Regions from separate parts of the Homo sapiens genome. Here region 2 is linked to region 1. A link is a loop called in an ENCODE intact Hi-C map of the cell type or tissue named here. Cell type or tissue: PC-9. All regions are shown on one strand. Each heading gives the region's core, and the rest is flanking DNA. Links, peaks and the distances in the headings are about the cores only.

Region 1 (8,334 bases), core at 219-8,218:
GCCCAGCCGAGATCTGGTGTTACAGCCTGCAATTTTAGCCAGCAGGGCTAAAATTGCTTCCTTCCTTCCTTGTTTTTCTAAAATCCTTCCTTCCTTGTTTTTCCTTTCTTATTCCAGAAAGTTTAAAGATGTCCCACCAGTATATATAAAGTTTACTATGAATGTAATGTCAGCGAAAAGAAAGAAAGAGAAAACAGCACAGGAAGGCAAAAAAGCATCAGAAATGTTCTTTTGGGTGGGTCACATATTTGGCTATTTGCCTCCAGTGAAAACTAATTGGTTCTAGATTTCATGTGCAGGGGAGATAAATGCACACAGGTGGCCTAGGTGAAACAATGATTATTCTGTGAACTGAGACCAAATAGAAAGTTCTCTCCTGGATCATCCCAAAGACAATTCTGTTTGTTCTAACCATACAGTTGTGATCTTAGATATATTGAGGAAGGAACAATGCCAATAATTTACTCGATGTCACCTACTGTTCTCGCCACTTGATTGTATTCTTTCATTTAATCCTCATAACAAATATATGGGAAGGCCTACTAATGTCCCCATTTTATGGATGAGAAAATGGCGGCACAGAGATTACATAATTGGCCCAAGGCCACAAAGTTAGTAACTGGAGAAGCAGGCATGGAATTCAGGCAGTCTGGCTGTAGAGCATGAAGGCTAAGCCACTAAGCTACCTCTCACAGATCGGCATTTAAAGAAACCAGTCTGATTCCATGAGAGTTCTCAGATGTCCTGATTTTATAAATACCAATATAAAATAGACCAAGAAGTCATGAAGCTGAGAAGGAATGCCAGTATATAGCATGAACTTGCTATGTGTTGGAGGAGGCCAAATCTAGTATGGTCTTAGGCTCCTGAAAAAGCCTTTGGACAACAATGAAAACAGGCCTTTTGAAATTGTTAAAAGAAGAAAGAAAGAGACCCACGGCCTTTATATGGAGGGACTCCACCAGGCTGCCCACCAGAATCACTTATGGAGCTTTAAAAACTCACCGTCTGGAGATTCCAATTCATCAGGTCTAGGATGACTCTCAGGTGTCTAAATGGCTGTGTTTGGTTTTTATGCACAGCCAGGATTGAGAACCACTGTGTTAAAAAATGGCAAAAAGCAGACCTGTTATTTTGCCTCCAATTTTCCCCAAAGAGAAATAGCTCCAAAGTACAAAGATAAGGGTGAAAACCACTAAGAGGAAATTGAAACCCAAGAGAGGCAAATTACATTTAATAAAGCTCACCTGGGGAGCCCTATTATTCCATGCCCAGACCAGATCCCAAAGCAGTTCAACAGAATCCCTAGAGTGGGACGAGCAGCTCCGTGCGTTGAAGCTCCCCCAGGTGACTCCAGTGTAGGCCCAGGTGAATTACATTCCAGGTTACGGAAGAATCTGCTCTGCCTACTGCTTGGTAAATTGGAAATGATGGGATAGAGTAATGATACCAAGTGATAGGAGAAAGGCAAACCGTCTCCCAGTATTCAGAAACTGGGAAAATGTGAACTTAGGACACTTTGAAATTGATATTATTAAAGGAAGTTTCTATAAATTCTTAATGAGAAGATAGTTTGTGGACATTTAGGGGGCAGTAGTAATCACTTGAAGCAATTAACTTCATTTCCAGCAGAGAAATGCTCAGCCATTTGTATCTTTATTCCAGCAAAGCAACTGAGCAAAATGAAAACAGTGACCATGGCTGGTTGCTTCTCAATGAATTTCACAACCACACCCCAAAGAGTGCTGGTGGGACTTGATGTCACCTATGTGAGAGGGCTGTTTCAGGGGCCAGGTCAAAGGGCTCTGGTCCTGATCCTGTGCTAAACAATATTTGCATGAGTGTCCCAACAGAGAGATAGGAGGCATGCCAATCAAATTTTAGGATGACATAAAGCTGGAGGATACAGCAGATAAGATGGATGATAGAATTAAAATGGCATTTGCATTGTATTTTAGGGTTTATCTGAGCTTTACCTATAACCCTCAGAAAGCTAGGTATGTCTGTTATCTCTACTTCCTAGGTAAATACACTGAGATTCAGAGAGGTAAGTTGCAGAATCATGGTGATCTTGACAGGCTAGAAATATGTCCCAAAATAAGAAGAAATCAAGTGTAAAGGATTACGTTTGGATTTTAAAAACCAATTTCAGGCCGAGTATGGTAGCTCACACCTGTAATCCCAGCAGTTTGGAAGGCTGAGGTGGGAGGATCACTTGAGCCCAGGAATTCAAGACCAGCCAGGACAACACAGCGAGATTTCATCTCTCTACTTTATATACTTAAAAAAATTTTTTTAAATCAATTTCAGAAAAATAAGATTGGAGTTTGTATTAGTTGCCCAGGGCTACCATAACAAAGTACCAAAACCTGGGTGGCTTATCTAACAACAGAAATTTATGATCTCATGGTTTGAGGCTAGAAGTCTGAAATCAAGGTGTTGGCAGGGTCTTGCTCCCTCTGAAACCTACAGAGGAATCTTTCCTTGCCTCTTTCAGCTCTGGTAGCCACAGACTTTCACTGGCTCGTGCCACACAGCTTCAGTCTTCACACATATGTCCCTGTGTCTCTTCCCTCTGTGCATGTCTGTCTCTGTGTCCAATTTCCCCTCTTATAAGGACACCAGTCATATTGGATCAGGGCCCACTCTAATGACCTCATCTTCGTTTGATTACGTCTGCAAAGAACTTATTTCCAAATAAGACCACATCCTGTGGTACTGGGGGTTAAAACTTCACATATCTTTTTGGGGAGACACAATTCAACTCATAACATGGTAAAATTGGATTGATACAACTAAGATAGTGTCAATGTTTTCTCATAGCTACTTAAGAAATTATAAAACATTGATACTATCTTAGACAATGTTAATGTAATTTAAGGGTTCACGCCAAGTAGAAAGTAACACCACTGCACTTGGCACTGTTCAGACCGCAGAGGCAGGAACTGAGCAGTCACTTCTGGCCACTACCAAGGATATGGATTTAAAAAAAAATGGCTGGGCATGGTGGCTCACACCTGTGATCCCAGCACTTTGGGAGGCTGAGGCAGGTGGGTCACCAGAGGTCAGGAGTTCGAGACCAGCCTGACCAACAGGGAGATACCCCATCTCTACTAAAAATACAAAAGCTAGCCAGGCGTGGTGGCACATGCCTGTAATCCCAGCTACTCAGGAGGCTGAGGCAGAAGAATTGCTTGAACCCGGGAGGCGGAGGTTGCAGTGAGCCAAGATTGTGCTATTGCACTCCAGCCTGGGCAACAAGAGCGAAACTCTGTCTCAAAAAAAAATAGAGCACTGCCATGGACTCCCAGTAGAAAGTTCCATGGGCAGTCCAGTGCCAGATGACCCCTCTATACATTTTGACCTGTTTACTGTAAAGAAAATCCAAAAGTATGAACATTTCTTGGCTAACAAAATTATAAAGAGGAAGAAGGGATGACAGATGATTATGTTTAGAGAAATTTTTAACTTGAGAGTTAGATTCTCATTTTTGCCAGGCAGGGCACTATGCAGTGATACCTTCCTTATTTCATTTAACTTCACACATCAGTATGTGTGTGTAAACATATACACATATATTCTTTTAATTCGAATGTATGGCTATGAAGAATATATGTATCTATATGAGGATCTAGTTAATGGTGAGGAAGTGTTCTAATTGTTTAAATTCTTTTTCTTTTAGAATATTTAAAAGAGAAAAGTGGAGCATAGACAAGAATATGGACATTTCAAAGCTAGGACGGACTTGGGATTTGGCTGTTATAGTGACTAAAATTATTTCCGGCCAATGAACGTTAAGTATCTGCTGTGTGCCCTGCCTTGCAGTAGGTACCTTGAGGGGTATGATGGGGAATATAATACACATGAAATAGCAGAAGGGGCTAAATGCATGATCCAGACAGTGCCATAGGAGCCGGGAGGAGGGCAGGGTGGAAGGAGACTGGAGTTACGGAAGTCATAAGAAGGAGCCTCACGTGGGACCTAGAAGGATGCTGGCATTTAGGAGACCACGTAGAGACAGCATGTCTCAGTTCAGGTCACACCCCATGAGGCAGAGGACCTCTGGGTTGGGGTCACTATGCTACTTGTGCTGTTGCTGTCACGCCAAGCAGAGTTAAGGGGGAAGGCAGGGACCAATAAGGCAGCCACATGAAAGCTAGCCCTATGCCCCAGCCTGTAAGATCAGGGAGTTTTCTCAGTGCTTTAAAACAAAGTCATCTGTTGATCTCCTGGGAATCAGATGAAGACAGAAGCAGACACTGCTGGCTCCTCCGAAAGCTCAAGTTTATGACGTCAGCACAGTGAGGGCTGTGAGAGATTGTGCTGGCCAGACAGGAAGTAAGCATTGACGCTGCCTGCCTACCTCTGCCCTGGGCTCCCAACACCACCACAGCCGCTGAGTCTCTAGGCCTCAGAGCTGCCTGAGCTCTGAGGCAGGCCCAGTCTCTGAGAGGGATCTGGACTGACCTGAAACTCTTATTTCCTCCCTTCCTGACTACAGACACCAAAAATGTGCCCTTCCCCCAGAGTCAGTCCCAGATTTCTCAAATCTAAGACCTTATTTCTGAAATGATGCCAGAGGGAATCGGAATGTTGTTTTCCTCTAACATCAGCCACAGGGGTCAGACATACCCACAAAGTCCCTAAACATATCTGTCTTGATGGAATTTTCCCAAACCCTGGTCGAACCTGTTTGTTTCTATCTTGTGTCAGCAATTAGAAAACTCTAGTGCCCCAAGTCCTGGGAGAAGAAATTTCATTAATTGGGCCTAAGCCTACCTGTTTTGCAGACCCCATGGGCCTAGTGATGGTCTGGGATGCCTGGCTCTAGGCCCTTCATGAATCAGACTACAGCCATCCCCCCCAACTCCCTGCCTCCACTTCCCAAAATCAAAACACCCCCTGACAGCACAGCAGCCCCTGACCCTGAACCCAGATCACGTTACTGGCTCTAGATAAAGTAGCAGCAAGAGAGGTGCATTTATTAATTTTTTCTAGCAGATATCTATGGAGTATGCAGTATGTGCCAGGCATTGTGCTAGGCTGGGGATAGAATGGTGAGTTCAACCCAGTCTCTGCCTGCAAGGAGCTCATAGATTAGTTGAAAAGAAGAGGCCTCCTCAGTGTGGTGAGTACTAAGTTAGGAGAGATGGTGAGGGCACCCACAAGAAGCTTTGCTCAAGCAGCCCTGGAGGGATGAGGAGGGTTCCTGAAGAAAGGGCATGTACATGGAGGTGGGGAAATTGCATGGATGTGGGGCAGAAGGCAGGGATAGGGGAGGGCATTCCAGGTAGAGGGCTAGCTATGCAAGGCTGGAGGCAAGAGAAAGCAGGAGGAAGCCCCATGGTTGGGCAGTGCCAGGGAGATGAACCTGGGGGATGAGGCAAGGACAAGCTCCTGAAGGGCCTCAGAAGCAGGTGAGCGAAAGAACTCAGGACTTTACCCCAAAAGCCGTGATGTGCAATGAAGCATCTCAATTGCTGGAGGAAGCACTAGGATGTTCAGGCAGGCCCAGGCTCAGTCCTAGTTCAGGATTTGGAGGCACAGAAAGAAAGGTAAGACTCAGCCCCTAACTTCAGGAAACTCACTGATGGGCAGATACCATGCACTGTGTTGGGAAACAACCAAGCTGTGCATGATGCATGCCCATGGCACACGAATGCTAAGATTTGAAGGCATGATGGGAGCTATCATTTATTGAGTGCACTCTGTATGCCAGGTTCTGCAGAAGGAACCTAATATCACATCTCACTCAGTCCTCAAGGAAACCTATAGTGTGCCTGTTACCACCCCCGTGTGACAGATGGAAAGACCACGGCTTAAAGAGGTTAACTTCACAGCGTCAATAACCAGGAAAGGATGGCACCAGAATGAGCTCAGCCGGTGATCTTCCTCCTACTCTATTCAGCCTTCCCTAAGTGTGGGCCAAAGGTTGTAGAAAAGGCTTCACGGATTAGGAAGGGACTGGCGAGTTAGAATGTTGTTCCCTGTGTCCCACTGTCATCTCTCAGGCTCTGCAGTGGGGGCCAGGAGCCTGACATTTAGGCATTAGGGGAGGCAGGGATGACTGAGGATCAGGATAAACAAGTGTCTCTGAGAGCCTGCCCCTCAGAATCTTTAAGTCGAGTCCAGTGCCTGCTCTGTGCGGGAGGTAGCAGCTTTTCAAAGAATAAAATCAGCGAGTAAAGAATATAATCTGCAGTTCTTTGCAAATTTGACGATGCTGTGCTGCCTACATACCATTAATAGGGGATGGGTTTTCCCAGAGATGTTTGCTTTGGAAAACTCCCAAGCCTCTACTGTTAACAGTTAGAGATTGCACATAGTGGGGATGGTTATTTGAATTAGAAATGGGTAACTCACATGCACCTGAAATGTCTCCAAGTAAAGTAGGGTAGGGGCCAAGTTGTATAAGGAGATGGGTGAGCCAAGTCTGTAACGATCATGAAGAATGGCATACTCTCTCAAATGCCACAGATGATTCTGGAACCTCAAGAATCTCAGAGCTGAGCTAAATGGCTCTCCAAGATAGCCCACCATGGAGCTAAGGTCCTCTGGAATGACACCACTAGCAGTATTGACTGAGCCTGGTTCCCTGATTCACAACAGCAAGTCGTGAAATTCAGACATCCTGTAGGATCTAGCTTTACCACTATGCTCAGTTGACCTCAAGAAATGAAACCAGCTTCCATGATTAACAGACACTAATGACCAACAGGTGAAACACAATCAGGTAAATGGGGAGAGCCAGTGCCAGAGGGCTTACAGATTTTCTGAAGTTCTTCATACACAGGTTCCCCTCATTAGCAGCCATCTGGGAGGGAGCTGGGGATGATTCTGAAACCTGGAGAATCCCGGTCACTATATCATACATTAGTTGAAAAGAGGGAGCCTCCTCAGTGTGGTGAGTGCCAAGTTAGGAGAGATGGTGAAGGCATCTCCTGCCTACACGCCTTGTACAGCCAGCCCTCTGCCTGGATTATACCGGTCTACCACATACCTGGGCAAGGCTCGTCCTTAGTGACGTTACAAATGGAATATTCTTCTTGCCCTATTCCTTGACTCTCTTTTTCTCCTTACTGCCACCCCTACTACTCCATTATCCCCTTCGGCTCCAGCTCCCCCGGCGTGGATGCTCCTGGCTTGCCTTCTGGGATGATACCCAGGGCTTCCCTAATTGTTGCCACAGCCTACCCAGCCCGCTCCTCCCTCTGGACTGACTCACTTCGCCAGGCACAGAGGGCCCATAGCCTGCAATCCTCCCCAGTCAGTGAATCCCTCCCCCTTCCACAGAGATCTTCAGAAGAGGTGTCGCCACACCCTTTGCCCAGGCGCCACCCTCCCGCGTCAGTGTGCGTCACCGTGGGGATGGTCTTTGTTGTTTCCCTCTCAAGCAGGGCCCTCCTTTTCCTCTTGTTCTGTACACACTGGAGAGGGAGAACAGATGGTCCTCCTGCCGGGGGCCAGCCCTCCTGGCAGAGGTGACCAAACCACCCGGCTTTCCCATCTCAGGGGCATCATGGACACCCCTCAGCTATAGGTTCTGTTTCTGGGGATCCCTTGGGTTTTCTGTGTGTCCCCCCCTTCCCCCTTCCAAGGTCTCTGAGACCTGCTGACCTATGCAGCTCAAGCCCAGAGAGAAGACACCAGGCAGGACTGGTGGTGCTAAAAGATGGTAGAAATCAGTTTGTCCCTCCTCCGTGCTGTTTGTGATTTTGATTTCAACCTGGGACGAGTTGAAAACAGTCCCCCGCGCAGCTCACCCGGCCCACGTTACCCACTATCTTCCCGGACTCACAGCTGTCTCCACCCATGCTTGCCTACTGGCAGGCCTTTCCGGCTTTATTTTGCCTAGTGGTGTTACCAAAATGTCTCCTGGTTGAACTTGACTCTTGTTATATCTTCCAATTTCTCCCGTGTCCAGATTTCCAGACCTTACCCACTGTGGAAGGCATCACACTGAAGCCCAGACATGAGTTCTGGGTCTGCTCTTACCCAGTCCAGTGACCCTGGGAAAGTCAACAAACCTCTCTGAGCCAGTTTCCTCATCTGCAGGATCAGGATGTTACCAGCCTGTTCTGAGGATCAAATGAGCGAATAAATGCAAAGATTCTTTGTAAACTGTAAACCAACATTCTCCAAACTGCATTCTGCAGACCCTGCTCTCAGGAGAGGTGTTCATAAACTATTTAGGAAAACAAAAAAGTTTTAGGTCAAGTTTGAGGAAGGCTAGCCTAAACAAAGCAAACTAGATTTCCTCACTCTAGAATTTCTCAGAGACTAACTTGCCAATGTGCATAGCAAATCTCCAAGAGCAGGGTAGAAAACATGGCT
Region 2 (8,334 bases), core at 41-8,040, 62 kb before region 1:
AGTTGTCCTCATATCTCTTCCTCTTAACAAGGTGCTCCCTGTGGCTCAGTCTCCCTTTTTGAGCTGGAAACTCTGGGGAGAAGTACTTTGGACCTGACGAAGGCAGAGGCTGCATATAAGAATTAAGCGTTAGCAGGGAGAATGTCTTGACCTATGGGGAAAGATCTCTGCAGGTAGAGTTTGCAGTCCCTGGCTTGCAGTGGGAAGGGGGATGTGCTACATGCTCACCTGCCTCATGTAAGGGCTGCCACTTAGCCCTGGGTAGGGGTAGCTTTTAGGCAAAAAGAGATTCCTGAGGGATGAATGTAACAGGGGTGGCATGACATGTGACCCCTTCTCATACCCATCATATCATAAAGCAGTGACTCCTGAACGAGGACCAGCCACTTATTCGTCTCAGTCCTGGCTGTGGTGGGGACCTCAGATAGATGATTGGGCTTTGTCTCTACAGTTTTCTCTTCAAGACTATTCAAGATACTGCTAGTTATTCATCTTCCTTTGTTTCATTATTTTCCTCTTATATTTTTGTTATCTGACTCTGCAGTTTGGGTTTAACGGGAAGGAAACACTGCCTCTCTCTTCACTCCCCAGACACATTTTTAATGTCTGAACATCTACCAGGCTGGGCCTTTGGACCCGAATGAGCAGGGAGAAGCATATCCACAGAAGAACCCTGCGGTTCTTGGCTCTGCTTCACAGCAGTGGTGGGTATGTCGAGAGGCACAGAACTCGAGGGTTCTGTATAAACTTCGGGGGTATAAACCTGTGCAGACCTCAGCCTGCCATGAGAGGACATTTCTGTGCCTGTCTTAGTGTCCAGCGATCAGGGGGGCTTTGTGGATGATTTTTCTGAGTTAAGATTACAGTCTTCCCAGAGATTGGGCATTGCCTGACCAAAAGGGCTAGAAATAATATTGCCCTCCCAGAGTCCAAGGCTTTTTTTTTTTTTTTTTTTTTTTTTTTTGAGACAGAGTCTTGCTCTGTCGCCCAGCCTGGAGTGCAGTGGCACAATGTCAGCTCACTGCAAGCTCCACCTCCCAGGTTCACGCCATTCTCCCGCGTCAGCCTCCTGAGTAGCTGGGACTACAGGCACCCGCCACCACGCCTGGCTAATTTTTTGTGTTTTTTTAGTAGAGATGGAGTTTCACCATGTTAGCCAGGATGGTCTCGATCTCCTGACCTCGTAATCCGCCCGCCTCAGCCTCCTAAAGTGCTGAGATTACAGGCATGAGCCACCGTGCCCAGCCCCAGAGTCCAAGGCTTTTAAGAGAATCTAAAACCCTTTCCCTCAAGAAAGCCCGTTCACTGTGCCTTATGATTTAGTGAGAATTCTAATATACTGATGTGAGTTTAAAATAGGTGTGTGTGTGGTTGAATAGAGCAATTGTCTGGATTACTTAAGCCAAGAAAAAGGCAAGATTTAGAGAAAAATATTTGAGACCTTTATAATATATGTTTAGGGATCTTTCTTATGATTATGTATTCTAGAAGGTCCCAGGAACTCTTGTGCCATTGACCTGGGCTGGTGAGGACATACCAGGACAGTCCCATGAAGGTGTCCAACCTCTCCTGAGTGGCCCTCCACATGAATCAGGCTGCTATAGAATTGTTCCATCTGATGTTCCTGCTTGATCACAGTGTAGCGCAACCGTCAGTTCTAGGCACTGGCAGCTTCTCTTTGGATTAAGGTGGCAGGGAAGTAGTATTTCACAAGTATCAACTGTGCAAAGAACAGAGGTGCTAAGCTCAGCCTGTCACCTTGGCCTCTTGCCATCTGGTCTTCTGCATTTCCATAGGACAGACATTCTCAGGCATTGCTGTCCATCCTGCCAGGTCCCTGTGAAGCAGGGGGAGTGATTTTGCTATTGGCAGGAGTCTAAAAACCTAACATTTTTTTGTACAAAGAGAAGCACATCTCATAAAACCCAAATTCACAGTGAAAAATTTTCATTTAGTCTATCTTGCTCAGAGATTTGAGCCACCAAACACATGGCTGGAAAAATAAGCTGAGAGGGGTGTAAGGAACCCAGAAGCCCCATTTCTCTTCAAGCTCCTCAGCATTCTCCAGTGGGGAAGCCTTTATCATCTAATCTCATGCTGTGTATATACAACATGGTATCTGGCCATTGCTGCATGCAGCAGGCCAGATTTTGAAAAGATCTCTATGGGCATCAGTGCTTGCATCAAAGCTCCCAAGTTCTTTTTGTGTATTTGTCTAAATTATAAATCAGTGTTTTAGATGGAAGCAAGATTCAGAGGTATAATTAAGCCAGCTTGGAACCAGACACAGGCTGCTTTCCCCGTTTGTAATTAGCACCCCATCACAGAGGGTACCAGGTACCCCGGGGAACTCGGCTGAGAGAGAGTGACCCCACCCTTTGCCTTCTGTTTTCTCTTTGTATATGACTCTTCATCTTTGATTTTCTTTTTGATATAAGACATACAAATTTCCTTACTTTTAGATGCCTGTGTCAACCAAGGGCCTAAAGTTACAGAGGAAAGGACTTGCTTTATAATGTTACAGGGCAGGAGGATTGGGGTGAGGTTTCTCCATAAGGTGAATGATCATTTTCCCAGTGGCTTATGGGATTTTGGAGTGTGGGTACAGATGTAATGCTTGCTTAGTCTCGAAATGTTTCGTTTTTATTAGTCTTGTCTCCCCAACCAAATTGCTAGCTAGCCCTTGGAGATCAGAGACCATGACCTCACCTTCTCTTGGATCCTCCAAGGTACCCAGCTTAGGGCTGTGTCCAAGGGAAGCCAACTTCAGAGAGATGACCACACTCCTCTATGTTGGAGAATGTCACGTGAGAGTTGCTTTCTAGAACTTCCCAGGAAACAGTGTGCACAGATGGGCATGAGCTGCCTTGACACTGCAATATACAGGATTCTAAAGTAAACATCCCTGTGACCAGTAATAAGCAATTTGGTAACTGTGACCTGGTTGCTTTCATCCTAGTTTCAAATAATTAGATGATTAAGAAAAATGTGAAAGGAGATTGGAGAAACTGCTGAGGTCACTGTTGACACTTTGAATCAATGAGGAAATCAGAAGGCTGGGTTACCGTGAGTATGTGCTCCCCACCTCTACTGTCCGCCCTTAACTGAAATCAAGTGGGTCCTTGGATTGATGGGATTTGGTCTGTGTAGCCTTCATTTGCTTGTTAGCCAAGTTCATGGTTTATACATCTGTCCCCACCCTCCTCTGTGGCTGGCCAGAGACGCTAATTCAGTCATCACACATGGTGCTGTTCCTGAGAAGGATGCCTGTTCGGAGAAAAAAAAAGCCCCTTGAAGGTCTGGCTAGAGAAATAGGAGGAGTAAAAGCATCCTATACTGAAATGAGGGAAAGGAGAAAGAGTAGCACTGAGAGTGTACTGCAGCGGTTAGGTCTGGGAGGGGAAAAAAAACCGGAGAGCAGGCATTTCACTTGGAGAATCTAAAGAATTGCAGGGTGGTTTCTCTTGCTATTGTTTGAAGGGAAGCCAGCAGTCAAGAAAATTATTGGTCAAATTTCACAGAAGAAGGAACATGACACAGAGGATTTTAGTTTTAATAGCTCAGAATCAAATCTGATGTTTCAAGGAAAGTGAAGAGAACAATTGACTATCAAAAGTACTGGAGAATCTGCCACTGAGCTCTTCCCAAAAGCAAGTGAGGGCACCAGAGGGGTGGGAGTTTCTGTCCTTTGCCATAAGGAAATAGACTGACTTTTTTAAACCAACATACCAGAGTTTACACATTCAAATGAGTATTGTCCTCTCCTTTAACTGTCCTTTTGGGAGACTTCATTCTCAGGGCAAAAATACTGCTTTTACATTGAATACATCTACATGCCTCTCTAGGTTTTTATTTGACTACATAGTCTCTTTTGTGGCTAATAATCCTGCTTTGGGAGTAGATCTGATTTCTGAAAATCATTTTGTATCCAAAATAATGTAAGCCTGTAAAGGAAAAACCTGATTTTTCTGAGTTGGCTTTGAAATGATGGATTCTGAAATTAATTCTACATGAGGTCCAGAAATCACATGGGCAGAGATTTCCGGGCTCCCCATGGTACCTTCTGGGGAGCCAGAAGTTCAGCCAAGCTGGGTGATTACTCACCTTTGAGTCAGACACTCCTGGGATGGGATCCTCCCTTCACATGTGGGTCCTAAGCCAGTTCTTTTTACCTTCTGATCCTCAATTTTCTCACTTAAAAGCTGGGATAGTAATAGTATCTACCTCACGGGATTACTGTGAATATTAAATGAGGTGATACTTGGGAAAACACATAGGAAGGGCTTAGTAATTGCTTATTATTATTACTGATCCCTTACATTGCCATAATGTGGAGCCAGGTACATAGTAGGTAATCACTGAATCTTTGTCAACTAGTTGCAGGGTTGTTGCTAAGGATGTCAGGTTTTGACTTGAAAGTACACCTGTATTTAAAGAGTGGGGTCATCTGAGGTAACTCCAAGACTAGAAAAACATTTCTAATCCTCAATCCTGTAAAACACTTCAAAATGGCATTTGTTCACCTCTAAGATCTACCCTAGCTCTAATAGTCCATGAAATCATGATGCTGAATTACATAAAACAAGGGGATTAATGTGAACAATAAGAAAAAATGTTGACCAATAGCATGGATAATTGAAGAATAAATGGTCAGAACCAGGCAACTCTAGAGGAAAAGCTTAGAGGACAGTTTCGTGGAATTATCAACTGGAGAGACTCCTTTGAGGTTGTTTAGAATGACGACATCATTGTTTAACTTGAGCATGGGAACCATCACCAGGAGGAAACCTACCTGAAATTCTACACTCAGAAGAGTTGGCACTTGGGTAGCTGTGGGACACGGTGGAGAAAGAAACTACCCAAAGTTGGCCAAAGAGCTTGTCACTGTTCTACAATGATCTCAAATTGGTAAAGGAGGTTTTCACAGCTTTTCCAAAGGTTTGAAAAAGAAAATAGCTACTGGTGGCTGTGAAAACACTGCATTGGCTGCAAAAATCAGTGTGATCTGGTATCAGAAGCAAGGTGTTAAATATTATCCAAAAAATGCAGACACAATATACTCTTCATGGAAAGCCTTGGACTAACAAAAGAGAAAAATGGAGATGAGACTATTATATGATAATCACTGCCTAACAACTGGCTTCAATAAGGAGGCTCCCCATGCTGTTGTAACCACAGAATACAGAGCATGAAGAAATGGACTTAAGTTACAGCCAAAGAGATGGAGGATGAGACCTAAGGAAAAAGACTTTCTTACCCTTCTTGAAGATAAAGCATAAGAATGAAGATCCCTAGAGATGGATGGGAGTCGCTGTGGAATCTGGCAGTTTGGGCGTTGACCTGTCCGATAGCAAACCCAGAGCAATGGCCCCAGGGAGTCTGGGAGCCTCCAAGAAAGCAGAGACTTCACCCAAGAGTCTCATTCGAACAACCTGACTGAATCTCAGCCTGCAACAGATGGAGCAAAAGTTCCATCTTAGGATGCTGGAGACTAAATGGGTTAGAAGTAGAGGGGGAAGTGCACGAACTCGGCTCCAGGAGGAAGAGAGCAAATGGCCCATGGAAGTTTTCCTATCTCTGGCTCCTTGGAACCATGGAGTCAACACGATAAAATTAGCAGAGCTAAGTAGGCAGATTTGTGGGGTTGGAGGCATAATTGGTCCTGTTTTTCTCTAGTCTTGACCTAACTGAAGTTCACTGGGTATGTAATGGAAAAAAAACAACCAGCTTGATATAAAAATACAGGAAATGCCTGCAATCACTGCTGATTACAGTAGCAGCTTTCCTTCTGTTATTTTTGTGAAAGAGAAAAAAAAAGGGGGGGTTATTAGGGTGTTTTTTTTTCCCTTTCCTAAACTTTGGAAACAACTTGGGCTATTAGTTCTTTTTAGGGCATTCTTTACTCTAGCTAAATGATGTCACTTAATCTTTATAAATAAAGTGGGTGGGGGGAGACATTCAAATTCTTATCATAAATAAAATTCCTGAGTATAAAATACATACAAATGGTTCTAAATATGGTTTATTGGCCCTAAGGGCTTGTGTTTTCCGAATTCCCCTAATTTCTAATCTTTCTAGGCTGAACAGGATAAATTGAGTTTTTAGTGTAGTGCCTCATTTTGCAGTATGGTTTGCATTAGTGCTAGGAGAGGAACATTGTTTCCAGCAATTTATCTCCCAGAAACCATCTCTGCTTAGCAAGTGAAGAAATATTTGCAAAGAGACTCTTTCAACTAGTGATTGAGAAACACGCATTGTTCCGGCAGCAGAGAGACAGTACGTAGATTCTCACTAAAATGGAGCTTGTGAGGAACACTCCACCCAGTGTGTTAGTATCACTACTTATATCTTAATTTTGGCTTCAGGATTCTCAACTCCCGTTGCTAGAATTTAGATAGAACTGTTGAAGTCTGTAATGATAATGTGTCTTTTAAAATGTCACCTTGGAATTTGTTGGATTCTCCTGGCTTTTAGTTGGCGGGTACCCTGGGAGTTTGTAGCTGGGAGGCTCCTTGGGCACCTTTTGGAGATGCTATGCTTTGTCTGTTAAGCCCTGGGGCTCCTTTGTTCATAAGTTTTCAAAAGATGCTGTCATTCTGGGACTTAGAAAACTCTTCTCCCCAACATGAAGCTCAGATAAAAAATAGAATTTGGTTTTTAAGCAGTAGCATTGCTAAGAGGAAACGCACTGACCTCATGTTCAGACACTCATCAACCATAGTCTCTTCACCTCCCCAGTGAAAAGTGGTTCTTGATGTTCCTCTAGCATAATGGTTCTCAACCACTAGTGGTTATTTTACCTCCAGGGAAGATTTGGCAATGTCTAGAGACATTTTTGGTTGCTGAAACTTGGGGATGGGGGCCAGGAGAGTGCTGCTGGCATCTAGTGGGTAGAGGCCAAGGATACTGGTAAACATTCTGCAATGCACAGGACGGTCCTCACAACAAAGATTTATCCAGCCTAACATGTCAGTAGTGCCCAGGCTGGAAAACCCGCTCTAGATGCAAAGTTCTCTGCTCATGTGACTCTGAAGGTTTGGGGGTAGCTGTGAGCTAACAGGTCTCTTGTTTTGGCTAGTAAGATTTATACAGATTTTGCCATGGTGTTTAGGTAGAGTACAGCCATATTTGCAGGTTTTTCAGACCCTGGAGAAATCAGATGTAGATGATGTAGGCTTTTTTAACTCTTCTGAAGATAGGAGAAGGCATAAGGGGAGAGACTTCCATTTGTCATTTCACTTCCTTTCTCTACTCAACACGTTTTTGTAACTTCTCAGATTGTATTGACCTTTCTTTCAAAGGATGCCACCCATGTTTCAAAAACCAGAGGCTTGTCTTCTTTTCCTGTCAACGTTAAGTCAAGAAGTATATTTAATCTATCCATACTGTAAAAACTAGAATAGTCTGAATAGAATCCTGCCTTCTTACCGATGTATTAATATCAGTTTTCCACCACTCACAGCTGTTACGTTTGTTCACCATGAATCTGTGGCACTTGACCTACATGATCAGGAAGATGATTTTTAAAAACCTAACTCAGTCAAAGCTGTAAAATTTATTGTCTAAGAAAGCATAGGAGCCTTTTGGACTACTTGGATTCATTCCCAAAGTAAAACCCTTTCTTTTGAGATAAATTGTGTTTCAACCAAACCAAACTTTTTAAAATGTCACTTTACCATCACAGCTCCATCTAACCAGAGTATCTTCACCCACCCTTTCAGCAACTTTTATGGGGATGTTTATGCCAATAATGCTTTGGCATTCTTGGGGTTAATAAGCTTAAGAATGCACAGGCAGACAATTTTCATTTCCACCTTGGTGCACCCGTTGTAAAGTAGGCGTTGTATTGTTTATGGCCTCTTGGGGCCAGACTGCCTTGAATGTTTTATGGCATGAGATCAGTCCCCATGATCTGAGGTGGGCCCCACCCTGCACACTGAGAGATGTCCCCTGGTTCTGTTCTCTCTGACACCAAGGTGCCTGGCACAGTCATTGCCTGTCTTTGACATACAGGTACCTGCAACTCCCTGCCCAGTCTGTACAGCATCACACAGTGGACTCTGAGATATTATAGAGGGGCCCATAGGGAATTTACAGGACCCGGCATGGTGCTGGGCTTGTAAAAGATGGCTAAAAGATATTGACCAATTGGTGGATGGGAATTCTGGGTTGATGGTCAGGCTCACCAAATTCAATGCAAAGATCATAAACGCTAGGCTTTCAGCACGTGTCAGTGAGCACATTTGAACTGACAACAGACAGGTGTGCCAGCCCTAAATGCATACCTGCAGGGCCTCGTACACCTAAACATGTACTAAACTGATGCTCATGAAT

Evidence for each region. A loop is a pair of places that touch in the nucleus more often than their neighbours do. Peaks named below come from ENCODE experiments on the same cell type or tissue, not always from the same donor. Only the 100,000 strongest peaks of a DNase experiment are listed, where the experiment ranks them.
Region 2: a loop joins it to region 1, with 4 times the contacts of the local background. A loop is called at or near these places in 10 of 110 quality-filtered maps.

What each region holds. Positions count from the first base shown.
Region 1 is chr2:46,174,983-46,183,316 of GRCh38, forward strand. The region is part of intron 14 of PRKCE (protein kinase C epsilon); the gene reads left to right. Among named protein-coding and RNA genes, the nearest start is that of EPAS1, 120 kb to the right of the region's middle. RefSeq lists an enhancer at 4,266-4,766. In PC-9, for the core only: a CTCF peak has its summit at 4,616; a DNase peak (open chromatin) is centred at 4,549; H3K27ac peaks cover 3,133 bases.
Region 2 is chr2:46,113,472-46,121,805 of GRCh38, forward strand. The region is part of intron 11 of PRKCE (protein kinase C epsilon); the gene reads left to right. Among named protein-coding and RNA genes, the nearest start is that of EPAS1, 180 kb to the right of the region's middle. RefSeq lists an enhancer at 3,467-4,666. In PC-9, for the core only: no CTCF peak of the experiment used is centred there; a DNase peak (open chromatin) is centred at 4,100; H3K27ac peaks cover 2,671 bases.